Regions from separate parts of the Homo sapiens genome. Here region 2 is linked to region 1. The links are chromatin loops, found by intact Hi-C in ENCODE. Cell type or tissue: B cell. All regions are shown on one strand. Each heading gives the region's core, and the rest is flanking DNA. Links, peaks and the distances in the headings are about the cores only. Region 1 holds the start of LINC01685 (long intergenic non-protein coding RNA 1685). Region 2 overlaps INPP5B (inositol polyphosphate-5-phosphatase B).

Region 1 (15,687 bases), core at 3,459-8,458:
CAGAAATCAGCCAGGTGTGGTGGCGGGTGCCTGTAATCCCAGCTACATGAGAGGCTGAGGCACGAGAATCACTTGAACCCAGGAGGGAGAGGTTGCAGTGAGCCGAGACTGAGCCACTGCATTCCAGCCTGGGCGACAGAACAAGGCTCTGTTTCAAAAAAGAAAAAAAAAAAAAGGAGTCTCAAGGCACAATCTGGACTAACCTGATGAAAGAAATTGGGGGAACTAAAGGAGGGATGGTCTCTGCTCAGGATCACTTGCTGAGTCTCTGTTCCTGGAATTCTAGCCCAAGCCCTCTGCTTTGGACTCCATGTCTTCAGACTTCCAGTCTGTGTGGGCTTTTCTAGGCAGGCTTATTTGTAATGTCTTCATTCTCCCATCCTAGTGGGGCTCAGCAGATCCAGAATTCATGTGCCCCAGTTCCTTCTGGAGGCCCAGGGGTACACAGAAGCCCCAGTTAGGCTCCCAAGGCCTGGCACAGACCACCCACCATGGCCAGCTTATCCTGGTGACATACTGCCAGCTTATCCTGGTGACATACTGCCATGAAGACTGAGAAGGGTCTCGGGAATTAATTAGGCAGATGAGCATTCTGGACTTCATGTAATACCCCTTGCTCCTGCTACAGAAATTGTATTGTAGGTGGTGCTTTATAGTTTGCAGAACCTTTCAAAACAAAACTGAAGTATATCTCATACCATAAAATTTATCCCCTTGATATGGTTTGGCTCTGTGTCCTTATCCAAATCTCATCTTTTAGCTCCCATAACTCCCATGTGTTGTGGGAGGGAGCCGGTGGGAGATGAATGAATCACTGAATTGTGGGGGCAAGTCTTTCCCATGCTGTCCTGGTGATAGTGAATGAGTCTCACAAGATCTGATGGTTTTAAAAATGGGAGTTTCTCTGCACAAGCTCTCTCTTTGCCTGCTGCTATCCATGTAAGATGTGACTTGCTCCTCCTTACTTTCTGCCATGATTGTGAGGCCTCCTCAGCCACGTGAAACTGTAAGTCAACTAAACCTCTTTCTTTTGTAAATTGCCCAGTCTCAGGTATGTCTTTATCAGCAGTGTAAAAGCAGACTAATATACCTTTTAAAGTGTACAATTCAGTGGTTTTAGGTATAGTCACAGGGTTGTACAACCATCACTACTATCTAATTTCAGAGTATTCTTCCCACTCACAAAAGAAACCCTGTAACCTTTTGTAATCACTTTCCTTTTCCCCTTCTCCCCAGCCCCTGGCAGCCACTAATCTACTTTGGCTCTATGGATTTGCATTCTGGACATTTCATACAAATAAAATGCTACAATGTGTGGCTTTTTTGTGTGTGTCTTGCTTGCAGCATGAATCAGTACTTCACTCCTTTTAATGGCTGAATAATGTTCCATTGTATGGATATTACACATTTTGTTTATCAGTTGATTAGTTGATGGACATTTAGGTTGTTTATAATTCTTGGCTATTATGAATAATGCCACTGTGAACATTTATGTACAAGTTTTTGTGTGGACATATGTTTTCAATTATCTTGGTTGCAATTGCCAGGTCATAGGCTAACTGTGTTTTTAACTTTTTGAGAAACTGTTGAACTGTTTTCCATAATGGCTATACCATTTTACATCTCCATCAGCAATGTATGAGAGTTCCAATTTCTCCATATCCTCACCAACATTTTTCATTGTCTTTTTGATTATAGCTATACTAGTGGGTCGAAGTGGTATCTCACTGTGGTTTTTATTTGCATTTCTTTAATAACTAATTATTTTGAGCATCTCTTTATTTGCTTATTGTCCATTTGTTTATCTCCATTGAATAAATATCTATTCAAATTATTTGCTCATTATTTAATTGGGTTATTTGTCTTTTATTGTTGCATTGTAAGGGTTCTTTATATATCCTGAATAATCTTACCAGATGTATGATTTGCAGATAGTTTTGCCTATTCCATGAGTTGTCTTTTTACTTTCTTGATAGTGTCCTTTGAAGTACAAAATTTCAAATTTTGGTCAAGTCTAATTTACCTATTTTTTCTTTTGTTGTTTATGCTTTGTGGTGTCTTATCTAATAAACCATTGCCTACTCTAAGGTCATAATGGTTTGCATCTGTTTTCTTCTAAGAGTTTTGTAGCTTTAGCTCTTACATTTATGCCTTGGATCTATTTTGAGGTATTTTTGTATATGGTGTGAGGTATGGGTCCAAAAGCATTCTTTTTTACATGGCTATCCACTTATCCCAGTGTCATTCGTTGAAAAGTCTCTTCTTTCCTCCATTGAGTTGTCTTGGCACCCTTGTCAAAATTCAATTAACTCACATACATTTTTAAAGATGTTGGTTCTACACTTCATTATGAATTAACTTGTTGGGATTAAAATTACTCTGTGGCCTCACAGGGCCAGCCTGTAGAACAGACCCTGGCACAGAGTAGATGCATAATAAGTGCTGACTTTAGTCAAATGGAATAAGCCTAGGAGATAGACACATTCACTCTTTGAGCCTCTACTGTGTTCAGTGGCCCCCCTGGGATGGAGAGAAGTGATTTTCTCTCTGGCCCCTGCTCTGCCAGTAACCCTGTTGAGCATAACCATTTCTACAAAACACATATCTGATTTATCTTGTAGTTTTGATTCTGTGTCTGCCTCCTGGGGACTCAGCAAGCAAGCAAGTTTTAGCTCCTCTTTAGACCTGAGGAATTTACCTGGAAGCTCTGATCTACATCCTTGGTAGGGATGCAGAGTGCTGTGGGCTGGTGTGTACTTCTCCCTGCAGGCTACTGGGGTGGCCTTTTAAGTGCAACCCTGTATGTACACGGGTGCTTTCCAGCATTCCCAGACCTTGCCTTGATAACACAATGTGATAACATTAAAGATATATGCTTGGGAAGTAAAACGTGCTGGTACCCCCATTCCCCAGAACAAGTATTTTCATTCTGGTATGTCCTTTCTAGCCCTTTGCCACATACAGACATGTTTTCTTGCATTTGCCAGTACAGTGGAAATATGATTTTGTGGCTTCATTTTGTATGTTGTTGCATAAATATTTTCCATATCTCTACATGGCCTTCATATTCCACATTTGTAAGACTTCATTGTGTTGATATGCCAGTCCCTTCCTGTTGAACATTTGGACTGCCCCCTCCCCAGCTTTTAAGAAAATAGAGTTTTAAAAAAACAAAAACGAAAACAAATCACATCCCACTTGTCACAACCACGGTTCCTATTCAGATGCAACCTGCAAGCCTTGGTGGTTACAGGCTGGCCAGACCTGGACCAGGCTAATGACTGGAGACGGGCTAAACAGATTCAGAGAAAAATATGTATAAAAGTGATCTGAGTACCTCGGTGTTTCCATGAAATACGAGATTAAGCGGTTTGCATGTGTGGCCTAAACTCTTCCAACTTCTAGTAATGTAATCAGGGTCACTGGTAGTTGAGTTAGTGAATCAGGAGACTCTGAGCTGCATGGAAAAGGAGGAAACTTTTGCCCAGTAGCAAACTAGAGTCAGAAAAGGAGAGGCCGGAGAGGCCAGCGAGAAACATTCTAAAGGGGAGGGAAAACGTTGCCAACAATTTTGCCTGGTATCTCAGAATGGTCATTTGGTGCTTTGGAGAAAACCCTTAAATGACACAGAAGTTTCCATCTAGTTGCATCCTGATTACCAAGCGACCCTCTGTGCAGAGCAGGGGCCCAGGTCCTGGAGAAATCCAGTCAGGAGAAAGAAGGCGCCTCCCTGTTTCCAGGGTGTTCTTCTGGAGGCCAAGGGAACAAGGACACACACGGAAAGATGCCGTGGGCCGGAGAGTAAAGCTCACTTGTCTCGCTGTGACTTCTTTATCTGAGGGCCTCCCACGTCCCGCTAAGCTCTGCGGGGTCTGGGGGAGGCTGGGGTAGCCCCAGAGCCACCATTGTGCCCGCGCAATTAAACAAGAATGCTCCGACTTGACAGTTCCACTGTGAAAGTTTTCAAATAGTGTTTGGAATGTTTACATAATTGTTGAAAAGAGGCTTTTTCAATGTACCTGTTTACACTCTTTCCTTTTGGAAATTCTTTCAGCAATCAGGCCGTGGAGGGCTCTCAGGCTGCACTTGCCGCCCTTGATTGCGGAGGGAGGAATGAAAGGCCCGTCAGTGAATCGCTGGGAAAACATTCCCTAACAAACGCCCTCTAATGAGGGGGCGCCGCTTTCGCTGCGGCTGCGGCGGTGGAGAGGGCGCGGGGAGCGGAGGGGCAGGGGCGCGGGCCGGGGGGAGGCCAGGCCCGGTTTTGTGGCGGCGCTCCTGGGTGGGGGGGGCGCGGACCCCGGGTCTTTGTGTGCAAATTTCCCACCGGGACCAAGCGACTTTCCACAATTTAATTAAGTGGCTTTAGAGTCCGGAGTTGGCCTAACAAGCTCCTGTTCATGAATGAAAGATTTGTCCGCAGCAGCGGGGGCCGGCTGAAAACAAAGTGGGCCGCAGTTACCCTGGATCCGGCCGGTTTCGCTGCTCCGCGGCCAGCCCCAGCCTCCCGGGAGCAGGAGAAGGCGGCTGCGGGGGCTGGCAGCGGTCCTTCTGGGACGCGTCTCACCTAGCTCGCAGCAAATATGCCATCCATATGCCCAGGATCACAACCGAATCAGCTCCATCAGGCCTGGCAAAGAGGCATTTAAATTGCTAATATTGCACTGGGGAACGACGACAGAACTGCCTGGGCTCAGCTCTGTGGGATCCACAGAGACAAACCTGGGGGTGGGGGTGGGGTGAGTTGGGGATGGGTTCGGAAAAAGTCCAAGTGAGAATCACTAGAAGCTGGCTATTAGGAGGGGCGAGAAGTGGGGATCCTTGGTAGAGAGATGCCAGGAGAAACCGTGGCAGAAATGCGCCCAGGGTGGAGCGCTGGTGCTGGTGGGCCACTCGGGCCCCTTTTCCATCCATTATTTCTGAAGAGAGGCCAGCTGGAGTTTCTACAAAGGCTGCTCTGCTCCAGGGAGGCATCCCCCCACTCCCCAGCACTCTTACCTTTGAACAAGACAGGTTTTCTAGAAAGACAAAAAATATTGGCTGGTTGGAAGAAGAGAGGGGCCAGCTGCCGCTGTGAAATGTTCCTCGTTTACAGTTGTTGAGTGTCCCTGCCCTTGGCTGTGGTCTGTCAAGCAGGTTTGGGATCAGGGGGTCTTTTGCAGCTACTTTCCAGTGGAGGGTTCAATGAGTGTTTTTCTCTGACTGTATTTTTAGAAAAAATTATGATGACAGTTGTTAGGTCTCAGGCAGGCAGGCAGGCAGCACATTCCATTACAAAGTTAGCATGAAATCAATATGTAAATAACCCTTTCTAACTGGCAGCTATTTTTGAAGGCAGAACGCACCGGATGTTGCAGGTTTGTTCCAGTTCACTTTAAATACCTCTCTGTTCTCAGAGCCTGTGAATGTGCTCACATTGAGAAGAGCCTTTTCCCCTTTTCACTTGATCTTTGCAGCGTCCCTGATAGTGGTAATGCCACCATGAGCTTTGTCCTCAAACCTCCTCCTCCATCATTTAAAAATCAGATTGACAAGACCCGCACCAGGCTGGGAGTGTTAGTTCCCCTTCGGCATGGTCATTTTTCAAAAGCACGGGTTGCTCCAGGAAGGGTACAGGCGGCAAAAGCCGTGGCCATCCGCGGAAAGAATTAAAGGAGCGAGAAAGCCCGAGAGGCTGCGATCAGGGTTGAATCAGAGATTCAGGCAGTCACTGCCAAAATGCATGGAAGTCATTGCCAAGACATAAAAGGTCAGAGGATACCAGCCGTGAGAAGAACCAGGTTAGAACCGTGACTGCAGCTGAACAGGAAGAAACAGGTCTCAAGGTACTCCTGAGTGAGCAAGGGCCTGAGACCGAAGGTCTTTGCATAGTTCCTTGTCAGTAGTGACAGTTTTCATTGTGGTTTAATTTTGAAACTAGCTGTGCTGTGTGTATCTGCATGAAAACAGAAATACTTCTAGAATGTTTAGTGTCAGTCATGGATGGCGCCACAATGCCTGGTGTGACATATGGGGTGTGCGTATGTGTACATGTGCTTATTTATTTCCTGAATTCAAAGGGGCAATGAAGTTCAAGCTGGGGCCTAATAGTAATGATTCCTACAGTTACTACTATTCTATGAGTTTTTATGCACTTGCAGTTCTACAGTCTTTTTTAAATAATTGAGTTGAAATCTGCTTTGCTGTAACGTATATACTATGGACTTAGACCCAAAACAAGGCTTCCTCTGCCATAGAATCATCTTCAAGACAGGTGGTGTCTCACTCAGAGATTTCTCTATTCCTAGATAAATAGTTCTTGTTCTTCAAAGATGGGAGTCCCCTCCCACAAGGAGACTCCATCGGGTCCATGTGTTGCCTCCATGTTCTTGCCATTTAGTGCATCTCTGGAATGAACCAGAAACAGATATTCCTCTTGAGGATTTTCAGTGTGATTTAACTGCAAAAGGACTGTCTCTCTGCCGGGAAGATGCATTTGGGGTGAGGCTTTAACTCTCCAAGTGCACAGAGCTCTGTCTTTTATTGCATGAAGGTGGTCAGATGAGGTAGAAATTTGACCTGTTCTTTCTGGGCCTGGAAGGCAGAGCTATGATCACCGAGGAAGGGGAAATATTACAGGGAAGTCATATTTCAGCTTAAAGGTGGCATGAAGAAGAATTTTCTAATGAAGAAGAAATGACATGCTTTGAGAGGTAGTGAGTGTCCTACAACCTGGAAGGATTCAGGCTGGGTAGAGGGTTTCACCAAAGGTAACTTCCAACTCTGGATCTGGTCATCCGTCCGCTTACGCATTTATTGATGCATGCTAGATGCAAGGGGCCATTCCGGGCTCTGAGAGGTTTCATCATAGAAATTAATAGAGAAGGAACTGATACTTTTTTAGATTGGGATAAAATACACACAACAAAATTTATCATCTTAACCATTTTAAATATACAGTTTAGTGGTATTATGTTCACAATGTCGTGCAAACGTCACCACTACCTTAGAACTCCTTTCATCTTGCAAAACTGAAACTGTATCCATTAAACACCTTCCCATTTCTCCCTATCCTCAGCTCCTGGCAACTACCATTCATTTTCTGTCTATAAATTTGACGACTCGAGATGCCTCATATAAGTGGAATATGAGGAATTATACAGTATTTTTCCTTTTGTGACTGCCTTATTTCACTTGGCGAATGCCCTCAAGGTTCATCCATGTTGTAGCATGTATCAGAATCGCCTTCCTTTTTAAGACTAACTCATGTTCCATTGTATGTATATATACCACATGTTGCTTATGCATTCATCTGTCAATGGACACTTGAGTTGCTTCCACTTTTTGGCTACCGAGAATCATGCTGCTGTGAATATGGATGTACAGATATATGTGCAAGACCCTGCTTTCAATTCTTTTGTGTATATACCCAGAAGTAGAATTACTGATCACATGATAATTCCTGTTAAATTTTCTGAGGAACCAGTATATTGTTTTCTATAGCAGCTTCATCATTTTACATTTCCACCAACAGGGCAAATTCTCTCCACATCCTCACCAGCACTTGTTATTTTCTGGAATTTTTTGACAGTCACTATTCTAATGTGTGTGAGGTGGTATCTTAGTGTGGTTTTGATTTGCATCTCTCTAATGATTAGTGATGTTGAGCATCCTTTCATGTGCTTATTGACCATTTGTGTATCTTCTTTAGAGAAATGTTTAGTCAAATCCTTTGCCCATTTTTTAATCAGGTTGGGTTTTTGGTTGTGGTTTAGTTATATATTCTGGATAGTAACTCCTTATCAGAAATATAATTTGCAAATATTTTTTCCCATTCTGTGTGTTATCGTTTTACTCTATTGGTTGTGTCCTTTCATGCACAGAAGTTTTACATTTTGATGAAGGTCAATTTATTTACATTTTCTTTTGTTGCCTGTGCTTCAGCATCATAGTGAAGAAATAATTGCCATAGCTTATGTCATAAAGCTTTTCCCCTGTGTTTTTTTTTCTAAGAGTTTCATAGTTTTAGCCCTTACATTTAGGTTTTGGGTCCATTTTGAGTTAATTTTTGTATATGATGTAAAGTAATGGTCCAACTTCATTTTCTTGTATGCAGATATCCAAAGCAAGATACTCACAATCATTTGTTGAAAAAACTGTTCTTTTCCCATTGAATGGTCTTGATGCCCTTGCTGAAAATCATTTGACAATATAAGTGAGGGTTTATTTCTGGGCTGTCTATTCCCTTGGCTAATATGTCTATCTTTATGCCAGTACCACATTATTTTGATTACTGTAGCTTTGCAGTAGGTTTTGAAATCAGGAAGTGTGAGATCTCTAAGTTTGTCCTTTTCCAAGATTGTTTTGGTTATCTGGGGTCTCTTGACATTCCATATGAATTTTAGGTAAGAAGAGCTAACATTTATTGACTATATATGATCTCCTAAGTGCTGGCCATGCAAATAGGATGTAAGGAAGAAGTAAGCCTTGTTTTCTAAAAGTACAATCTTATAATAAAAGATAAGACATAACAAATAAATGTGAAGCAGAAGTGGACAGGTGCTTTATGCACCTACATATTATGAAAGAAGGGAAGGGAGGAGTAACTGGAGACAGTTCCAGACTACTTTCAGAAAGAAAAGTTATGGTGGAATCTTTGATTTATGGATTGTTAAAATTGTCACAATGTTTTTCCTGAATGTGGAGTAGATGACTATGCTAAGATAGACAACCCCTGTCTTTTGGTTGCTCTTCTCTCATCCTTTCTTTTTTCTATCATTTTTCCTTTTTTTTTTTTTTTTTTTTGAGACACAGTCTCGCTCTGTCACCCAGGCTGGAGTGCAGTGGGGTGATCTTGGCTCACTGCAACCTCCACCTCCCAGGTTCAAGCAATTCTCCTGCCTCAGACTCCCGAGTAGGTGGGATTACAGGCACGCACCACCATGCCTAGTTTTGTGTGTGTGTGTGTGTGTGCCATGTTGGCTAGGCTGGTCTCCAATTCCTGACCTCAGGTGATCCACCTGCCTCAGCCTCCCAAAGTGCTGTGATTACAGGCGTGAGCCACTGCGCTCGGCCTCTCCCCCTTTCTTAACCTATTGGTTCCTGACTGTCCCTGATGACATTTAATTCAGTCAACAAATATTATTATGTACTATCTGCTAGATACTGACTGGGATACAGTGAGCAAAACAGACCCAGCCTCTGGCTCATAGAGGTTACACCTAGAGGGAGAGACAAATGTCAGATACTTGCCTGAGTATATATAATTAGGGACTGATAAACGCAATGAAGGGAAAGTTCAGGAAACTATCAGAACATATCTTGAGGGAACTGACCTAGTTGGAGAGGAAGTGTCAGGGAAAGCTTTCCTAAGGGAGTGACATTTGAGTTGAGATGGAAAAGATGAGTAGGAGCAGTCTTGGTGAAGGAGGCTGCAGGGAAGTGTACCAGGCAGAGGGGAAGAGCATCAGCTAAAACCTCATAACAGATGAATGAAATCTGATTTTAATGTTAAAACAAATAAATAGCTAAGTAAACACTGGTCTTCAACTCCATCCTCTGGTTCCAAAAATTACCTAGGACTCAGGAAATTTGAGGAATTTATTCATTGAAGTACTCAAATGTTATATGTGGGATTTGTTATATGTGGGATTTAAACAGAAATATGTCATTGCTGCCATTTGAATGAATGTCACAAAAAGGTTTAGGCAAAACTATCCACATTTTGATAGCCTACTTAGCATCGCATGGGGTCATAAACTTGCCACAAAGAAAATCTGACTAGGCTGATGAGTGCTGTTTGGTGTATAGGTTCAGAGTCTTCCTCAACTAAGGAACAGGAATAATTGATCCCATAGCCCTTTCAGCTCTATGAGTTTCTCATAGTTTGTGTCTATAATAGTAATCATGAAAAACACTAAGTATATCAGGAATGGGTTAAATATCCAAAACTATTTTATCTGTATTAGAAGAACAGAAATGACTCTTCAAAAATAAGCCAATGACTAGGCTCATCATGGTCATCAACTCAATGGAATATTATATGGCCGTTAAAAATAATAATTTTGACAAAAACATAATATGTGGAAAAATACCTATAGTATAATAGCAAAAGAAACACAGGTGAAATGGCATGTATATAATGACTACAATAATGAACTGGAAGGGTAAATTTATAAATGGGAAATCATTGTTAGGAAGAGAGATGATGGACATGTAAGCTTTTCTTTTCATAAGTTTTAATGTTATTCCATTTTATCTTTATATTTAAAAATGATGGGAGAAAATTTTTGCAATCTACTCATCTGACAAAGGGCTAATATCCAGAATCTACAAAGAACTTAAACAAATTTACAAGGAAAAAACAAACAACCCCATGAACAAGTGGGCAAAGGATATGAACAGACACTTCTCAAAAGAAGACATTTATGCAGCCAAAAGACACATGAAAAAATGCTCATCATCACTGGCCATCAGAGAAATGCAAATTGAAACCACAATGAGATACCATCTCACACCAGTTAGAATGGCGATCATTAAAAAGTCAGGAAACAACAGGTGCTGGAGAGGATGTGGAGAAATAGGAACACTTTTACACTGTTGGTGGGACTGTAAACTAGTTCAACCCTTGTGGAAGTCAGTGTGGCAATTCCTCAGGGATCTAGAACTAGAAATACCATTTGACCCAGCAATCCCATTACTGGGTATATACCCAAGGGATTATAAATCATGCTGTTATGAGGACACATGCACACGTATGTTTATTGCGGCACTATTCACAATAGCAAAGACTTGGAACCAACCCAAATGTCCAACAGTGATAGACTGGATTAAGAAAATGTGGCACATATACACCATGGAATACTATGCAGCCATAAAAAAGGATGAGTTCATGCCCTTTGTGGGGACATGGATGAAGCTGGAAACCATCATTCTCAGCAAACTATCGCAAGGACAAAAAACCAAACACCACATATTCTCATTCATAGGTGGGAATTGAACAATGAGAACACATGGACACAGGAAGGGGAACATCACACACTGGGGCCTGTTGTGGGGTGGGGGAAGGGGGGAGGGACAGCATTAGGAGATATACCTAATGTTAAATGATGAGTTAATGGGTGCAGCACACCAACATGTCACATGCATACATACGTAACAAACCTGTACGTTGTGCACATGTACCCTAAAACTTAAGGTATAATAAAAATAAAAAATAAAATAAAAAAAATGAGCTTTTTAAAATTAAGAATTTTCTTGGAGACAAAAGACTAAATACCAGCACCATATTTCTAAGTTTAGCCAGTAGCATTTTGGAACCCCTAATGGGAAAAATCACTATTAATTATGTGACCAAACCAGTAAGTTGGGAAAAGTTGTCATAGCTAGAATATTGGTAGGAATCAAATATGTGAATATTTCTTTTGAGTGTTGGGAAGTCTAAATAGTTTTATGACAGGACACAGTAGTACTAATCCTATGAATTTTGGTTACAGTTGTTTTTCTTTATATTTAAAATTATCCCTAACATGTAGTTGTTTTCAATATTTTAAATTTCTAACTGTAAAATATACATAACATAAATTTTATGTATGTATATATAAGTGCATTTCTAAGTGCAAAGTTTAGTAGTGTTCAGTATATTCACATTGTTGGGCAGTGGAACTCCAGAAATTTTTCACCTTGTAAGACTAAAACTCTTAAACAACTCCTTATTTCCCTTTTTCCCCAGCTCTTGGCAACCACCATTTTACCTTCTGTTGCCATGAATTTGACTACTTTAGCTACCTCATATAAATGGAATTATACAGCATTTCCCTTTTTGTGACTGCCTTATTTCACTTCACATAATGTCATCAGAATTCATCCATGAGGTAGCATGTGTCAGAATTTCTTTCCTTTTTAAGGCTGCATAATGTTCCATTGTATGTATAGACCACACTTTTTTTTATCCATTCATCCATGGATGGACACCTGGGTTGCTTCCACCTCTTGACTATTGTGAATAATGCTGCTATGGGTGTACAAACATCTCTTTGATATATTTATGTTTTGCTGACCCCCTTGATTTGGATCCTCTTTGGGAAATCACATTCCTCTATTGTCCACTGCTCACTCCACTATGTCTGAAAGTCTGCAAGCTCTGAGGATTATCTTTAGTTAATCCCTGGCTCTCAAGGGCTGGGAGGCTTGCACCAGTTGTTGAGAGCTGATCTTCAACTGCAGTGACACAAGATTATCTCGTCTTTGGTGATTGACTCTTTATAGTGACTGTGGCTTAAGAAGTCATTCTCAGTGATATCACCAATGTCTAAAGAAGGTGCTGGGGCCAGGCACAGCGGCTCACAACTGTAATCCCAGCATTTTGGGAGGCCGGGCAGGTGGATTACTTGAGGTCAGGAGATCGAGACCAGCCTGGCCAACATGGTGAAATCCTGTCTCTAATAAAAATACAAAAATTAGGGCCGGGCGCGGTGGCTCACACCTGTAATCCCAGCATTTTGGGAGGCCGAGACTGGTGGATCACCTGAGGTCAGGAGTTCAAGACCAGCCTGGCTAACATGGCGAAAACCCATCTCTACTAAAAATACAAAAATTAGTTGGGCATGGTGGTGTGCGCCTATAATCCAGCTACTTGGGAGGCTGAGACAGGAGAATTACTTGAATCTGGGAGGCAGAGGTTGCAGTGAGCCAAGATTGTGCCATTGCACTCCAGCCTGGGTGACAGAGTGAGACTCCGTCTCAAAAATAAATAAATAAATAAATAAGTGAATAAAAGTAAATAAAGAAGGTATTGGAAGAATAAAATAATGGCCCCCAAACAGCTTTATGTTTCCCAAGTCTAGTTCAGGCTTGTGACTACTCTAATCTATCTACACTTGTCATATTCAGAGATGATTCCACCACTTAATAACTGGGTTTCCAGTGATTTGGGATGTGTGATAATTCAGCTGGTACAAGACTGATGTTTATTTTTTACACTATTTATGAATTAAGAGACTAGTAAACAAAATAGTCTTGTAAACAAAATTACATGGTGAAGGTGGAGAATGTTGCAACTGCTTAAGGGGACAAAACATATTCAAGGATATTGGCAGTTTCATTTGCATATAATTGATGTACTAATTATAGATAGGTTTGTCTACTAATTAAAGTAACGCAGTTAGAACTTCTACTTAGAAATTTTGGTTAACAAAGCATATCCTTGAAATTAGTAAAATTACATTTCTTCGCTTTTGCAATTTAAATATGAAAAATTTCTACTCTTTGCTACAAGTTCCTAGAACTATTATTGAATGAATTATTAGAAAGTAGAGCACATTCACCAATAAGAATGACATAAATCATTCATTTAACAAACATTTTATTGAGCCCCTACCATGTGCCAGGCATTGCAACGCACCAAATAGAATAGAACAATGGACATGACAAATAAGATCTCTGATCTCCAGAGCTTGCCTTTTAGCAGGTGGGAGGCAGATAGTAATAGACAAGTAACAGGTAAATGAATAAGATAATTTCAGATAGTGAGAAGTACTGTGGAGGCAGTAAAGCAGGGTCATGTGACAGTATGAGTGAGGAGCTTGCTACTTTAGCTTAGTAGGTCAAGGAGGGTCTATTTGAGAAGGTGACATTTGGCCTGATATGGGAAATACAAGAAGGAACCGGCTGGGTGCGGTGGCTCATGTCTGTAATCCCAGCACTTTGGGAGGCCGAGGCAGGTGGATCACCCGAGGTCAGGAGTTGGAGAGCAGCCTGGCCAACATGGTGAAACCCCGTCTCTACTGAAAATACAAAAATTAGCCAGGTGTGGTGTCACGCACCTGTAATCCCAGTTACTTGGGAGGCTGAGGCATGAGAATTGCCTGAACCCAGGAAGTGGAGGTTGCAGTGAGCCGAGATTGCACCACTGCACTCCAGCCTGGGAGACAGAAATAGACCCTGTCTCAAATAAAAAATAAATAAATAAAAAGAAGGAACCAATGTTTGGGAATAACCGGGGCAGAATCTTCTAAGACAAATTCTCTAGGATCATAAGGAACAGCAGATTCCACAATGACAAGGCTGGTGTGGTTGGAGCATAGTAGGAAAAGGGAGCCAGAGACATGCAAAGAAGTTGAAGACACAGGCAGGCATGAGCTAAGAGGAGCTCTGCATGCTGTGGTCAGGAATATTTTATTCTAAGTAGAATGGAAACCACTGCGTGGGTTTAAGCAGGGCAATGACATACTCCCAATTTGTGTCTTAAAAGGCATTCTCTGAGCTTTGTAGAGAACAGGTGATCAAGGGGCAAGAGAGGAAGCAAATCTTGTACCTGATCAAGGACAGCTACATGAGTTAAAGTCAGGACCAAGCAGAGATGGAGTAACTCCAATCTAGTTAATTTATGCATCTTCTTTTTTACCTCTGTGTCTCCCTCTTCTCTCCCCTTTTCTGAGCACAACAAACTCCTATGGCAGAAGTTCTTAATCTAGAGGTTACATCAGAATCACCTTGGGAGGTGTCGGCAAGAATGGTGCCTAGTCTGACCAGGGGAGATTCTTGCTTGGGATGAAGTCTGATCATATTTGTTTGTTTAATCTATTCAGGTGATTGTGTTGTGCACTGCAAAAAGTCCAAATGACAAAAGACGATGATGGGGTTGCACAGAAATTAGGGACAAGAGGCCGGGCATGGTGGCTCACGCCTGTAACCCCAGCATTTTGGGAGGCTGAGGTGGGCGGTTCACAAGGTCAGTAGATCGAGACCACCCCGTCCAACAGAGTGAAGCCCCGTCTCTACTAAAAATACAAAAATTAGCCGGGCGTGGTGGTGGGTGCCTGTAGTCCCAGCTACTCAGGAGGCTGAGGCAGGAGAATTGCCTGAACTCGGGAGGCGGAGGTTTCAGTGAACAGAGATCACGACACTGCACTCCAGCCTGGTGACAGAGCAAGATGTTGTCTCAAAAAAAAAAAAAAAAGAAAAAAAAAAGAAATCAGGGACAAGAGGAACAAGCACACTTTTTTGCTCTAGGGACTCTCCATACAGGCCAGATGCTGTATACAATTAATTGTGATACTAAATACGAAGAAAAGAAATCCATGCTAATACTGGGGTCGGGGAGGGAGAGCTACAGACAAAGCGCTCCTGGTGTGTGGGGAAAGGGGAGATCCTCAACCCTGGGGAGGGGTAAAGACCTGATGACCTGGATTTTAGCCTCAGAGCTTTGTTAGTGACAACTGGTGGAATCACTTCACCCTTCAACTGGCTGTGTCATTAGTGACTGGCTGCCTGTGTCCCCCCCAAGCCATGGATACAGAGAATGAGTTGGCAAACTAGCAGGGCTGGGCCAGAGGCAGGAGGAGGGGGCCACGCAGGAGGCAGGGAAAGTGAATTGGCATTTCACTCATTCAGATCCACTCTCCCCACTCCCACTCCCACCAAGGCTGAATTTCTGAGCATGCGTTCCTCCTAACTCATCTTTTCTCTAGGAGATTGATAGGAGCAGTACCCTGGATTCGTGGGCAAACTAAAAAACACAAACAAAAGTCCTAATTTCTCAGGTTCCCATTTGCCATTTCCACCCTCAATACCACCACCTACAGAGTGGGGAATTTGGAAGTGTGTAAGGGATTCGGCTGACCTGGCTTCTCAAGGAGCTTTCCCTGTGTATTGAGGGATAGAAAATAGGATTTGGGGTGGGAAGGAAGGGGTATAGAAGTGAGAAAA
Region 2 (15,687 bases), core at 6,186-11,185, 550 kb after region 1:
AAAATATAAAAATTAGGCCAGGCACAGTGGCTTATGCCTGTAATCCCAGCACTTTGGGAGGCTGAGGCAGGCGGATCACAAGGTCAGGAGATCAAGACCATCCTGGCTAACACGGTGAAACCCCATCTCTACTAAAAATACAAAAAAAATTAACTGGGCATGGTAGTGTGCGCTTATAGTCCCAGCTACTCGGGAGTCTGAGGCAGGAGAACCGCTTGAACCTGGGAGGCAGAGGTTGCAGTTAGCCGAGATCGCGCCACTGCACTCCAGCCTGGGCGAGACTCCATCTCAAAACAAAACAAAACAAAACAAAAAAACCCCAAAAAAACAGAACTTAGCTGAGCATGGTGGCAGGCACCTGTAATCCCTGCTACTTGGGAGGCTGAGGCAGGAGAATCAGTTGAACCCGGGAGGTGGCGATTGCAGTGAGCTGAGATCGCGGCATTGCACTCCAGTCTGGGTGACAAGAGCAAGACTCTGTCCCCTCAGAAAAAAAAAAGCTGTTTTTGATTCACGGCAGGAGAAACAAAGGCACCCCTCAGGAGCTGGCAGTCTGACTGAGAGGGGTCTGATAATACGTAGATAGAGGTAAGAGAGTATAGGGTTGGCCCAGCAGGACAGTGTTCCTTGTAGCGTGAGCCAAGGGCATAGAGCACCTTTGAGGCCCAGGCATTTTGGGGGATAGGTGAATCTGGTCTTCATTCTTTGCCTTTGCATTAATAGAGATAGGAATGATCTTTGATGATTCTTTCAAAATGTCCTTTCTTTTCTTTGATTTGTCTCTGCTGAATTCAGGAGTGTTAGGCTGAGCTTGGTAGAGATTATAGTAGAAAAATGAGGCCGGGCGCAGTGGCTCACGCCTGTAATCCCTGCACTTTGGGAGGCCAAGGAGGGCGGATCACGAGGTCAGGAGATTGAGACCATCCTGGCTAACATGGTGAAACCCCGTCTCTACTAAAAATACAAAAAAATTAGCCGGGCATGGTGGTGGGCGCCTGTAGTCCCAGCTACTCGGGAGGCTGAGGCAGGAGAATGGCGTGAACTTGGGAGGCAGAGCTTGCAGTGAGCTGAGATTGCGCCACTGGACTCCAGCCTTGGTGACAGAGCGAGACTCTGTCTCAAAAAAAAAAAAAAAGAAAGAAAAAGAAAAATGAAATGGAGCTAGTTTCAGACTGGAATCCACGTCTTCAGGTTCAGACCAGTGTCTAGGAGGTAACTTGTGGTGTTGAAGTCAGGTAATGCTTTTGGTTGAGTGGCAGCTTGTTCACGTGATTCTCTTGCCAAGCCCAGCTTGCACTGACTTTAGATTGGTAGTTGAATCGGTAGATTGGTAGGAGTCTTTCTGCTCCTGCACTTATTTAACTGCTCCTTTTTTTTTTTGAGACGGAGTCTTGCTGTGTCACCAGGCTAGGAGTGCAGTGGCACGATCTTGGCTCACTGCAACTTCCACCTCCCGGGTTCAAGTAATTCTCCTGCCTTAGCCTCTCTAGTAGCTGGGACTACATACATGCACCTGCACGCCACCACACCCAGCTAATTTTTGTATTTTTAGTAGGGATGGTGTTTCACCTTGTTGGCCAGGATGGTCTCCATCTCCTGACCTTGTGATCTGCCCGCCTGGGCCTCCCAAAGTGCTGAGATTACAGGCGTGAGCCACCGCGCCTGGCCTCACTGTTCTTAACATCTTTTTTCTTTTCTTTTTTTTTCTTCCTAACCACTAGATGACCAGGGATGCTGTTAACTTCCTTTTGCAGCTTTTTCTTTCCTTAAAAAGAGTGAAGTCTGATTTGGGAGAAATACCTCATTATTTCCATCTAGCAACTGAAGTTGCTCTTATTCAGAAAACCCCATTGAGGATCCTGTACAGGGCCCAGTACTTATCCAAGTCAGTCTGTAAAATGTTCACCTGCATTGCATCCTGGGTACATGCAAAACCTGGAGCTGTGTTCTGGAGGGTTTTGAACTATGCACTAAAAAGGAAATGGCTACTCAGAAGTCCCACAGGGGCCATTCTGGGCTATTTTAACAAAGCAGTAATAGCAAATACATTTTGTTTTTTTTTAATCCAAAGTTGATTAGAAATGAGCCAGCTTCGCCGGGTGTGGTGGCTCAAGCCTGTAATCCCAGCACTTTCAGAGGCCGAGGTGGGCGGATCACAAGGTCAGGAGTTCAAGACCATCCTGGCCAACGTGGTGAAACCCCATCTCTACTAAAATATAAAAAATTAGCTGGGCGTGGTGGCGTGCGCCTGTATCCCAGCTACTTGAGAGGCTGAAGCAATCACTTGAACCTGGGAGGCGGAGGTTGCAGTGGGCTGAGATCACGCCACTGCATGCCAGCCTGACGACAGTGAGACTCCGTCTCAAAAAAAAAAAGAAATGAACCAGCTTTGTAGTAACTCAAATTTACAAGGGGATGTGTTTAAGTATTTTTTCTTCTGGACCCAGGAAACAAAGTATTAAAGTCTGTCATGCCAGTGAAAGGAAATGAATGCTATTTATATCTCAGGGTAACATAAAGGGTAACCTAGTTTACCAGAGTAGAAGCCAGAGAGCATGTTAGCAAAATAGCCCCCGGGGTGGTTTTCTCTCTCACTCTCTCTTTCATCTTGTTTTGTCAGTACTAATAGGTAAAACTTGTGTGACCAACATATCCTTTTAGCATGGAGAAAATAAATTTGCTTTTGTTTATCTTAGAGAACAAATATTGCCCATCATTTCCACCGTTGTGGGAAGCTCTGCAGGCTCCTAAGTAACTTATTTTAAGTCACTTTGTTTCCTTAAACAAAAGAGAACTGTATTCGTTTTTCTTCTTCCTTTTGTTGTTCCCCTCTCCATTTTCCTTCTTTGGGCCATTTAATCCAGTTTTATGTTTCTAGTACAAGAGAACCCCCTAAAGATTCTTTTTTTCTTCTGAAAACAGTTTGTTTTGGAATTCTGCAGTTATTGTTGAGAGCAAGTGAGGTGACCCACAAACACTCAGTTAGAAGTGGAGCTTTGAACAGAAAAATCCTCAGGGAGGGACAGTTCAGGAAGAGGGAGGCATCAATATATTTATTAGAGGAAAGATACTGTACTGTTGGAGGATAGATGCTAGCTGACTTGCATGTTTTTCTTTGCTACTTAAAATATACTGTTAGCCCGGCACAGTGGTGCGCACCTGTAGTCCCAGCTACTCGGAGGCTGAGGCAGGAGTCTTGCTTGAGGAGTTCCAGACCAGCCTGGGCAACATAGTGATATCTCTAAATTTAAATAGATAAATATATAAAATAAATTACGCTCTAACAGTTTTGTTATTGGTGATCCATACATGAACTGAAGCTAGCAAATATGAATGAGAAGAGACTTTCTTTCTTGGAATGCCAATGATGAGAATTTAAACAAAGTGGATGTCAAGAGGCCTGGACATTTTTCTTTTTCTTTTCTTCATGGTTCCTTGGTGCACTATTACTTTCTCTTTTTGTTTTTATTTATTTTTATTTTTATTTTATTTTATTTTTTTGAGACGGAGTCTCACTCTGTCACCCAGGCTGGAGTGCAGTGGTGTGATCTCTGCTCACTGCAGCCTCCACCTCCTGGGTTTAAGCAGTTCTCCTGCCTCAGCCTCCCAAGTAGCTGAGATTACAGGCATGTGCTAACATGTCTGGCTACTCTTTGTATTTTCAGTAAAGACGGGGTTTCAACATGTTGGCCAGGCTGATCTTGAACTCCTGATTTCAGGTGATCTGCCCACCTTGGCCTCCCAAAGTGCTGGGATTATAGGCGTGAGCCATCATGCCTGGACTAATTTTTATATTTTTAGTAGAGACAGGGTTTCACCATGTTGGCCAGGCTGGTCTTGAACTCCTGACCTCAAGTGATTCAGCCTGCCTTGGCCTCCCAAAGTGCTGGCATTACAGGTGTGAGCCACCATGCGCAGCCTCTTTTTGTTTTTAGAGACGAGATCTCCCTGTGTTGCCCAGGCCGGTCTCAAACTCCTGACCTCAAGTGATCTTCCCGCCTCTGCCTCCCAAAGTGCTGGGATTACAGGCATGAGCCACCGCGCTTGACCTCTTTGTACGATATTAAACGTGTGTCTCAACTTTCCTCTTATGTCTTTAAAATGGGAGTGAATGTTTGCCTCCTGGAAAGTCACACAGGACTTAAGCAATGCTAATTATTTAGACGTGCTTTCATTTGGGAAATACAATTAGAAATGGGAAATGCTGGCCAGCAGCGGTGGCTCATGCCTGTAATCCCAGCACTTTGGGAGGCTGAGGTGGGCGGGTCACTTGAGGCCAGGAGTTTGAGATCAGCCTGGTCAACATGGCGAAACCCTGTTTCTACTAAAAATACAAAAATTAGCCCGGCAGGGTGGCACATGCCTGTAGTCCCAGCTAGTCAAGAGGCTGAGGTACGAGAATCGCTTGAACCCCAGAGGTGGAGGTTGCAGTGAGCCGAGATCACGCCACTGCACTCCAGCCTGGGCAAGAGCGAGACTCTGTCTCAAAAAAAAAAAAGAAAAAGAAATGGTAAATGCTCACCTCTGAGAACTGAGAACCTGGCTGCTGTCTTCAGGGTCTATCCTAGGGGGATTTCTTCCTGATAAGAACTGCATTGGCTGGGCACAGTGGCTCAGGCCTGTAATCTCAGCACTTTGGGAGGCTGAGGCAGGTGGATCACCTGAGGTCAGGAGTTTGAGACCAGCCTGGCCAACATGGTGAAAACCTGTCTTTACTAAAAATACAAAAATTAGCCAGGTGTGGTGGCTTGCGTCTGTAATCTGCGTGCCACTTGGGAAGCTGAGACAGAAGAATCACTTGAACCCTGGAGGCAGAGGTTGCAGTGAGCAGAGATCACGCCACTGCACTCCAGCCTGGGCGACACAGCGAGACTCCATCTCAAAAAAAAAAAAGAACTGCACTTACTCCTTTCCTCCCTCCATTTTCATATTTCTGAATGCAGTCACTAACAACCTCAGGGTATCCTTGACTCTTCCCTCTGCTCTCATGTCTAATAAGCAAATTCTGTTCATTTTTTTTTTTCTGCAGTGCCTCTCCTATCTACCCACATTTCAAAATCCCCCTTATTCATGTTGGTATCCTCTTAGCTGAACTGTTGCAGTAGTCTTCTTGTAAGTCTTCCCAACCTCAAGTTTCCCTCTCCTTTAGGGATCTCCTTAGAACATAACTTTGATCGTATTCTACTATTTTGTATGTGAACTTCAATATTGTACCACTCCCTGTTGCCTATAGAATAAAGCTCAAATTCCTTAGTATAGTGGTCAAGTCCTGCACTGCCTGACCTCAGCCTGCTTCTCTGTCTGGTCTTATCTGCTACAACTTATCTTCATTTCCTTTTACTTCAAACTTGACTGCTTATTATTTCTGGATAAAGCCCTGTACTTTTTCACCTATTTGTTGACTTCTCATTCAGCTACATTTTTGTAAGCTTGAACTTGCTGCTTTTAGCATTTTGCATTCTCTCTCCTTCCCAAATGACAGCCGAATGCCTTGTACATCAGTAGGTGCTCAAAAAATGTCTGTCTCTGGTTGAATTGTAGAGACCCATACAATTTCTAGCCCAAGGTGCTTTGTGGCCTCAACAACTCCTGCCCCCTTCCTCTTTGAGCATGCTCTGCATCTCTGTGTTGCCCTCCCCGCTTCCTGGTTTGCTCTTGCCCACTTCTCTTTTAGCTTTATCACCAGACCACAGACAGTTCACAGAAGGCCCACTGAAGGGAAGCCTGAGAAGGAAAAATTCAAGTCATCTCTCCAGGGGCCTATCACCACTAACCAACCTGTTGCCGTAAAGTAATTGCACTGTAGTCTTCCTCCTTGAAAGCTAAACTGGTCATATTTAGTCCTTGCCAGCCTAAATTGGATTTGCACAGGGTGCAAATTGGATTTCCAGTCTAGAACTTACAGGTTTGCTTGGCATGAGATGTGTTTTTAGAGATGTCTGTGTTCATTTTATTTTATTTTATTTTATTTATTTTTTTGAGACGGAGTCTCGCTGTGTCACCCAGGCTGGACTGCAGTGGTGCGATCTTGGCTCACTGCAAGCTCCGCCTCCTGGGTTCATGCCATTCTTCTGCCTCAGCCTCCCAAGTAGCTGGGACTACAGGCGCCTGCCACCATGCCCGGCTAGTTTTTTGTATTTTTTAGTAGAGATGGGGTTTCACCGTGTTAGCCAGAATGGTCTCAATCTCCTGACCTCGGCCTCCCAAAGTGCTGGGATTACAGGTGTGAGCCACCGCGCCTGGCTTATTTCATTTTTTGAAACGGAGCCCAGCTTATTTCATTTTTTGAGACGGAGTTCACTCTGTCACCCAGGCTGGAGTGCAGTGACATGATCTCGACTCACCTTAACATCCACCTCCCAGGTTCAAGCAGTTCTCCTGTCTCAGCCTCCCAAGTAGCTGGGACTACAGACATGTGCCACCATGTCTGGCTAACTTTTATTTATTTTTATTATTTTTATTTTCATTTTTTTGAGACAGATTCTAGCTCTGTCACCTAGGCTAAAGTGCAGTGGCATGATCTCAACTCACTGCAACCTTCACCTCCCATGTTCAAGTGGTTCTCCTGCCTCAGCCTCCTACGTAGCCAGGACTACAGGTGTCTGCCACCACACCCAGCTCATTTTTATTTATTTTTAGTTTTTTGAGACAGTCTTGCTCTGTTGCCCAGGCTGGAGTGCAGTGGCATGATCTCGGCTCATTGCAGCTTCCACCTCCTGGGTTCAAGCAGTTCTCCTGCCTCAACCTCCTGAGTAGCTGGGATTACAGGCGCTCGCCAGCAAGCCCGTTACAGGTGCCCGCCACCACGCCTGGCTAAGTTTTGTATTAGTAGAGACGGAGTTTTGCTATGTTGGCCTGGCTAGTCTCGAACTCCTGACCTCAGGTGATCCACCTGCCTTGGCTTCCCAAAGTGCTAGGATTACAGGCGTGAGCCACCACGCCTGGTCTTTATTTTATTCATTATTATTTTTAAAAAATTTTTGTATTTTTAGTAGAGACAGGGTTTCACCACGTTGGCCAGACTGGTCTCGAACTCCTGACCTCAGGTGATCCTCCCACCTCAGCCTCCCAAAGTGTGGAGATAATAGGCGTGAGGCACTGCGCCTGGCCCTGTGTTCATTTTAAATGATAGAATCTATGGCACTTCTTTTTAAAGCTGTGAGATATTTGAGAAATGTAAAAGAAATGAAAAAAGAAAACTAAACATGGTTATTTAACTTTGAAGAAAGTAACAAAACAATTTGGGATGGTGGCAAAGCTGAACTGGAAAAAATGGATTTTTTCCATTCTTTTCAATGCCAGGTGCCCTGTGTTATGAATGTCACTCAAGAGTTACCTGCCCTGTGTACTATGTGCTAGGTAAACAGCTCCTTTTTGTCATAAGAGTAAAATCCAAACTCTACATGGCGTTTGAAGTCTTACAGTTTAGCCTAAATTTACTACTGTTGTTATCATTATTAGTAGCACTTACCATTTATTAAGCACTTACTTTGAGTCCATGGGCCTTACACTGTGTCACAAAAATTCCATAAGAGGATCTCTATTATTTTTATTTATTGATTTATTTTTGAGATGGAGTCTTACTCTGTCACCCAGTCTGGAGTGCAGTGACGCGATCTCGGCTCACTGCAAACTCCACCTCCCGTGTTCACGCCATTCTCCTGCCTCAGCCTCCTGAGTAGCTGGGACTACAGGCGCCCGCCACCACGCCCGCCTGATTTTTTGAATTTTTAGTAGAGACAGGGTTTCACTGTGTTAGCCAGGATGGTCTCGATCTCCTGACCTTGTGATATGCCTGCCTCGGCCTCCCAAGGCTCTGGGATTACAGGTGTGAGCCACCGCGCCTGGCCGAGGATCTCTGTTTTTCAGCTGGGAGATTGAGGCTTAGAGAGGGTAGGGTAACATGCTTGTGATCACTCATCTGGTCATTGGCGGAGTCGAAAATAGAACTCAGGTCGCACTTGAGACCTGACTCTTACACTCTTGTTCTTCTTCTTCTTTTTTTTTTTTGAGACAGAGTCTCACTCTGTCGCCCAGGCTGGAGTGCAGTGGTTTGATCTCGGCTCACTGCAACCTCCGCCTCCTGGGTCCAAGTGATTCTCCTGTCTCAGCCTCCCAAATAGCTGGGATTACAGGTGCCCACCACCACACCTGGGTAATACTTGTGTTTTTAGTAGAGACAGGGTTTCTCCATGTTGGCCAGGTTGGTCTCGAACTCCTGACCTCAAGTGATCTGCCTGCCTTGGCCTCCCAAAGTGCTGGGGTTATAGGCATGAGCCACCGCTCCCGGCCACATTCTTCTTTTGTATCCCTAGTGCTTCTCAAATAAAACTTTTCCCTACTTATTTATCCTACTTATTATTACTTGTTTCCAAGCATACCATAATGCCCTATCTTTGTGCTTTTGCTGAAGTTAAATTTTCTCTGCCAGAAATGCTTTCTGAGCCTCTCGTTTTCTCATCAGTGATATAGTTTATTGGTTGAGAGCACAGACTCTTGGCTCAGATTCCCTGGGTTTGAACCCTGGCTGTGTGCCATTTACTACTGTGTGCTCTTGGGCAAGTTATTTAACCTCTCTGTGTATATCTCCTGGTCTGTAACGTGGACATAATAACAGCACCTACCTCATAGAGTAGTTGTGAGGATAAAATATATGTAAAGTGATTTAAACAGTGCTCAATACGTAGTAAGCCTTAAGTATTAGTTTTTGTTTGTTTGTTTGTTTGTTTTTTTAAGATGTAGTCTTGCTGTGTTGCCCAGGCTGGAGTGCAGTGGCATGATCTTGGCTCACTGCAACCTCTGCCTCCTGGGTCAAGTGATTCTTGTGCCTCAGCCTCCCGAGTAGCTGGGATTATAGGCGCCTGCCACCACGCCTGGCTAATTTTTTTTTGTATTTTTAGTAGAGATGGGGTTTCGCCATTTTGGCCAGGCTGGTCTTGAACTCCTGACCTCAGGTGATCTGCCCACCTCGGCTTCCCGGCTTCCCAAAGTGCTGGGATTACAGGCATGAACCACTGCTGGCCAAGTATTTGCTCTTAATATTATTAGTATTTATAATACTATCATTGTCATCATCAACAGAGCCTGACTTGTATTCTAGGTAGTTGGATCTAGAGTGGTTTATTTCCCCATGAATTCTTTGCTAGTATGTAAGGCCCTGTCTCAGACTTAGAGAGCCCTTGGAATGTCCCCCTGGTGGTGTGTGCAGGGCATGATCTTGCTGGCAAACATTGAACCTACTCACTTAATCCGGTCAGTTTGAACTGTCAGGTATTCTGAAGCACATGGTTTGCAGGTATTTTGCTTGCATGGTTTTGCAGGTTCTTCCAGTGTGCTGGAAATGGGATGCAAAGGCTGGTGACTGAGAAGATAGGAGGGGACACCTCCTCCTAGACCTAATAGGTGCTCAGGAAGGGTAGAACGTGATCTCCACCCAGCAGTGACAGCCACACTCCCACATATCCTGTACAGACTGTGCTGATACTTTTGCTTGGTTATCCAAACAGATTTAAACCTTCTATTCACATCGTACTTACCCTTGGGAGTTTATAGTTTCATTGATGATGATGTCCTCATGCATGCAAAATGGGAGGCTGTGGGACTTTGGAGTCAAGCAGATCTGGGTTTTAATGTCAGCTGCACCATTTACTGGCTCTATGTCCTTGAGCATGTCTGCTATCTGCTCTAGGCCTCAATTTCCTTATTTGTAAAACAAGGCTAATAATCAGACACAATGCATGAAGCATTGAACGTATTACCTAACTATGAGAGGTACTTGATAAATGGTAGTCATCATTATTAAAGCAGTGGGGGATTAGGAGTGATGGAGAAGAGGGAGAGGAACAGTTCCTGAATGTCTGCTGTGTACCAGGCATTGTGCTAGGTTCGTGACCCATGTAGATTGTATTTGTTTATCCTTTTGAGGTCTCCGTAAATATGGTAGCATTACTTCCATTTTACAAATGAGGAAGCAAATTAAGTAATTTGTTTGAGGTTTCATAAGAGGTGATGGATGGAGTCAGTAACATCACCAGCTCTATTTTATTCCAAAGCCCAAGGCATTTTCCAAAACAGTCTAATGTTTCTTAAAGTGCCAGACACATTATATAGACAGGAAGACACTCAAAATTCAGAGAAATGACTACTGAGAACTTATGTGGCTGGGGAGGGCTTCATGAAGGAGGAGGTGGGAGTTGAGGCTGGGCTTCGAAGGAGAGGTGGCCAAAAAGTAGGAGTAACTTCATATGAAGGCAGGAGTGCGGATGGCATGTGTGAAGAATCTATCCTTTTAGATCAGGCTGTCTTTGGGTGATGGATTGATGAAGGAGAGTAGAGCCATTTGCAAAGGGCGTCAGATGCCAATTGAACCAGTTTGGGTCTTAACCTGTACAGGAAGATTTAGAGCAGAGAGATGAAATCAGAGTTTAATCAGGCCAAGTGCAGAGGCTAAATGGGTAGGGAGAAGTGGGAAGATCTCTTAGTTGGGAGACTCCTGAGGTAGCAAGTGAGGAGATGGTAGCCTGGAGGAAGGCAGCTGTGAGACTGAAGAAATGGATGACTAACTCTCTCTGGGGGGCCAAGGAGAGAGGTGAGCCGATGGCAAGACTGTACACCTGGCTGATAGGAAGAATGATGGTGCTGGTAATAGGCGGGAGAGCTCAGGGAAAGAGTCCAGAATCAGACTACAGTTTTACCTGGGTCCCCCCTGCATACAGAACGTCTTGTAGAAATGCCCAGGGGATGGTGGAGGTGCTGAGCTCAGACAGGGCTGGACAGCCTCATTCATAATCAACCAGGATGGCTGGTGGGTTCCTTGTAGAAGAGGAAGAACAAGGTCTAGATTTGCACTGTCCAATGTGCTAGTCACTAGCCATGTATGGCTATTTTATTTATTTATTTATTTTTAAGAGATGGGGTCTTGCTATGTTGATTGACTAGGCTAGTCTCGAACTCCTGGTCCCAAGCCATCCTCCCATCGTGAACTCCCAAAGTGCTGGGATTACAGGCTAAACTTAATTTAGGTAAAATCAAATTAAAAACTTCAGTTTTTTGGCTGGGCACAGTGGCTCATGCCTGTAATCCCAGCACTTTGGGAGGCCTAGGCAGGCTGATTGCTTGAGGTCAGGAGTTTGATAGCAGCCTGGCCAACATGGTGAAACCATGTCTCTACTGAAAATACAAAAATTATCCGGGTGTGGTGGCGCATGCCTGTAATCCCAGCTACTCGGGAGGCTGAGGCAGGAGAATTGCTTGAACTCAGGAGGCAGAGGTTGCAGTGAGCCGAGATCGCGCTACTGCACTTCAGCCTGAGTGATAGAGCGTGACCCTTTCTCAAATATATATATATATATATATATATATATATAATTATTTTTTTTTTTCCCCCGAGACGGAGTCTTGCTTTGTCACCCAGGCAGGAGTGCAGTGGCACAATCTCGGCTCACTGCAACCTCTGCCTCCCGGGTTCAAGCAATTCTCCTGCCTCAGCCTCCCGAGTAGCTGGGATTATCGGCGCCCACCACCATGCCCAGCTAATTTTTATATTTTTAGTAGAGACGGGGTTTCACCATGTTGGTCAGGCTGGTCTCGAACTCCTGACTGCCTGATCTGCTTGCCTCGGCCTCCCAAAGTGCTAGGATTACAGGCATGAGCCACTGGGCCCGGTCTCAAGCCATATTTTAAGTGTTCAATATATATTGGACAACACAGTTATAGAATATTTTCATCATCAAAAAGGTTCTATTGGACAGTACTGGTCTAGGGCTTGAGGAGTACCTACAAATAACTAAGGGGCCTCGAGGAGGAAATAGAGCAAAAGGAGGCAGAAGGAGCAATTGAATGAAGAAATAATGTTGCTGCCTCTCAGATGATTCTCAAAACAAATGGGGTATTTCCATTTTGGTTTGAATTTATTTATTTTTTCTTTGTATGATGGCATGTTTTAGAAAAAGCCCAGACTGGCTGGACGCAGTGGTTCACGCCTGTAATCCCAGCACTTTGGGAGGCTGAGGCAGGCGGATCACCTGAGGTCGGGAGTTCGAGACCAGCCTGACCAACATGGAGAAACCCCATCTCTACTAAAAATACAAAATTAGCCGGGCGTAGTGGCGCATGCCTGTAATCCCAGCTACTCGGGAGGCTGAGGCAAGAGAATCGCTTGAACCGGGGAGGCAGAGGTTGTGGTGAGCCGAGATCGTGCCATTGCACTCTAGCCTGGGCAACAAGAGCAAAACTCTGCCTCAAAAAAAAGAAAAAAAAAAAAATGAAAGAAAAAGAAAAAGCCCAGACTGCAGTGGCTCATGCCTGTAATCTCAGCATTTTGGGAGGTCGAGGTGGGCGGATCACTTGAGGTCAGGAGTTCGAGACCAGACTGGGCAAGATGGCAAAACCCCATCTCTACTAAAAGTTCAAAAATAAGCTGGGTGTAGTGGTGGGTGCCTGTAATCCTAGCTACTTGGGAGGCTAAGGCACAAGAATCGCTTGAACCTGGGAGGCAGAGATTGTAGTGAGCCAAGATTGCACCACTGAACTCCAGCCTGGGTGACAGAGCGAGACTCCATCTCAAAAAAAAAAAGGAAAAAGAAAAACCCAGACACCAATTCAGTGGTAGGCCTGGCTACCGGATGTTAAAATCAAGGCCTTGCTGCCTATCTTTGTTTTATAGGTCTGGGCCTTCAACAGATCTTATTTGGCTTCTAGAACACCTCTTGGTCATGCAGTGAGGGATACCCTCAAGTTAACTATGGGAAAAGAAGACAGCAATTGTATGAGGCAGACACTGTTATCTTATTCACATGAGGAAGCAGATGCTTAGAGAAGTTAGATAACTTTCTCAATATAACGTGTCTTTGACTCCAAAGCCTGTGTATGTATATAAAACACAAAAAACATGTTATTATAGCTAACTATAGGAAATACATATAAGCAAAAAGAAAAAGAAATCTAATCACTGAGAAATGACTACTGTTAACATTTTGCTGTGCACCCTTCCAGACTTTCCATGTGTCTGTGTCTGAGTCCATACAAATACAGCATATGTGAATATTTATAAGTGTGGTATCTATGCACACAGACATATACTCCAGTCCTTTCTAATGCATATAGGTATTGTCAGGCCATGCTCATTAACTACCATCCTCAATCCCTTATCAGCAGTTCTGAAGTCCTGAAAGCTCTGAAGGCTGGAACAAATTTTTCTTGTAAGTTTGACCCAAGCTCAATTTGGCAGTAAGACTTGCTTGAACTGACATGAGACTATTTATAGGCTTTGTTTCTCTCACTAAGTATTACTCTTCGTAAGTTATACTGTGGAAATATGAAAGCGTTTGATTAACTGGGTATTGCCTCAGACCCTGCTGGGGTTGTTATGTAGTATTTGATACAGGTAATGTGTTATCTTCCTAAAATCTCCCACATTCTGAATTCCAAAATGCACTTGGCCCAAGAGGCTTCAGATAAGGGCTTGTGGGTCTATATTAGGCTATGTTGCTGCTTGGGCTGAGGAAGGCACCTCAAGGGTCAACACTGTCTATTTAGTGAGGCATGTGAGAGTTTTGGTTCTACACAATATGCAGTACAAAGCACAGAATTTGCAAGAAAAATAGAACACTTGCACTTTTACACATCGCAATCAAGCTGCAGTTGTTACTGTAGCTTGTTGACTTACTAGGTAGGCTGCTCCTAGGGAAATGGTTTCAATTGTCGGCATGAAAGGTGGTCAATGAGAGTACACAGAAAAATCACACTGAGCTTAATCTGCCTGGGGACTGTTTGTTTAGGGTGTGTTTACTGACTGCCTGGTGTGTGCCATATATTGTGGTGAGCTGGGGCCAGAGATAGCACATTGGTCCCTGCTTCCAAGAAGCTAGTGGTCTAGGTGTAGAGGTAAGACAGATAAGAACAATTAAACCCAGGTATGATCCCATTATCATAATGGAACCATTATCATGCCTTGATGGAAGTAAGCACTGAGTTATGTGAGAATGTATGGAGGGGGCCAGAGAAAGTTTTTTGAAGATAACTCCTGAACTGAGTCTTGAAGGATGAGTTTGTAGTTCATCACGTGAAGGTGGAATTGGGATATGGAAAGATATACCCAGGATCAGGGGTGGAGTGAATAGGCAGTGTGTGAAAAGGTAAGTTTGGTGTGACTGGATTGGGAGGTAAGAGAGAGAAGCTTCCAGTGGGGATGGGAAATGGGGCTGGAGAGGAAGTCTGAAGCTATTTATAAAGATCTTTTCATGCAATCCTCAGAGGTTTGGGTTTTGTTCCAAAAATTGTTACCGGAAAGGGGTCCCGAGCCAGACTCCAAGAGAGGGTTCTTGGATCTTGAGCAAGAAAGAATTCAAAGCGAATCTATAGAGTAAAGTAAAGGCAAATTTATTAAGAAAGTAAAGTAATAAAGAATGGCTACTCCATAGACAGAGCAGCCCTGAGGGCTACTGGTTGCCGTTTTAATTTTTTAAAATTTCTTGATTATATGCTAAACAAGGGGTGGATTATGTCACGTGCTTCCATGTGAAGAGTCCACCAACAGGCTTTGTGTGAGTAACAAGGCTGTTTATTTCACCTGGGTGCAGGTGGGCTGAGTCTGAAAAAGGAGTCAGCAAAGGGTGGCAGGATTATCATTAGTTCTTATAGGTTTGGGATAGGTGTACAAAGTACATTCTCAAGGGCGGGGAGAATATTACGAAGCACCTTCTTAAGTGGGGGGGTAGAATATATCCTATCAGTTAGGGTGGGGCAGGAACAAATCACAATGGTAGAATGTCATCAGTTAAGGCTATTTTCAGTTCTTTTGTGGATCTTCAGTTGCTTCAGGCCATCTGGATGTATACATGCAGGTCACAGGATATGATGATTTAGCTTGGGCTTAGAGACCTGACATTCCTGTCTTCTTATATTAATAAGAAAAACAAAACAAAATGGTGGTGAAGTGTTGGGGTGGCGAAAATTTTTTAGGGGCGATGTGGAGAGATAATGAGCAATGTTTCTCTGGGCTGCTTCGAGCAGGATTAGGGGTGGCATGGGAACCTACAGTGGGAGAGATTAAACTGAAGAAAGATTTTGGGGTAGGGGGTGATATTGTGGGGTTGTTAGAAGGAGCATTTGTCATATAGAATGATTGGTGATGGCCTGGATGCGGTTTTGTAAGAATTGGGAAACTAAACGGAAGACACAAGGTCCTAATAAGAGAAGGAGAAAAACAGGTATTAAAGGACTAAGAATTGGGAGGACCCAGGATATCCAATTAGAGAGTGTCCAAGGGGGTTCAGCGTAATTATTTGATTGGTTGGCGAGTTTTGGGGCTCTATCCTTGAGTTTTTTTATGTTGTCATATACCAGGCCAGATTGATTTAGGTAAAAACAACACTCTTCATTTAAAAAATGTTTTTTGTTGTTTTTGTTTTTGTTTTTTGAGACAGACTCTTGCTTTGTTGCCCAGGCTGGAGTGCAGTGGCGTGATCTCGGCTCACTGCAAGCTCCGCCTTCCGGGTTCACACCATTCTCCTGCCTCAGCCTCCCAAGAAGCTGGGACTACAGGCACCCGCCACCACGCCCAGCTAAGTTTTTGTATTCTTAGTAGAGACAGAATTTCACTGTGTTAGCCAGGATGGTCTCGATCTCCTGACCTCGTGATCTGCCCACCTCAGTGTTCCAAAGTGCTGGGATTGCAGGCATGAGCCA

Evidence for each region. A loop is a pair of places that touch in the nucleus more often than their neighbours do. Peaks named below come from ENCODE experiments on the same cell type or tissue, not always from the same donor. Only the 100,000 strongest peaks of a DNase experiment are listed, where the experiment ranks them.
Region 2: it touches region 1 in a loop (4-fold over the local background); 1 of 110 quality-filtered maps calls a loop at or near these places.

Annotation. Positions count from the first base shown.
Region 1 is chr1:38,465,136-38,480,822 of GRCh38, reverse strand. LINC01685 (long intergenic non-protein coding RNA 1685) reads right to left here and starts at 5,627. Exons shown (of 3, transcript NR_146761.1): 1 at 4,999-5,627; 2 at 4,568-4,630; 3 at 4,339-4,436. The region is part of intron 2 of LOC105378657 (a long non-coding RNA gene); the gene reads left to right. RefSeq lists enhancers at 5,619-5,798, 6,079-6,188, 6,219-6,278. In B cell, for the core only: no CTCF peak of the experiment used is centred there; DNase peaks (open chromatin) are centred at 4,562, 5,432 and 5,952; H3K4me3 peaks cover 3,412 bases; H3K27ac peaks cover 5,000 bases.
Region 2 is chr1:37,912,988-37,928,674 of GRCh38, reverse strand. All of the region lies in intron 7 of INPP5B (inositol polyphosphate-5-phosphatase B), which reads left to right. LOC124904043 (a long non-coding RNA gene) reads right to left here. Exons shown (of 4, transcript XR_007065876.1): 3 at 10,695-10,812; 4 at 10,019-10,384. Among named protein-coding and RNA genes, the nearest start is that of INPP5B, 26 kb to the left of the region's middle. RefSeq lists an enhancer at 2,273-2,512. In B cell, for the core only: CTCF peaks have their summits at 9,024 and 9,223; a DNase peak (open chromatin) is centred at 9,194; H3K27ac peaks cover 1,745 bases.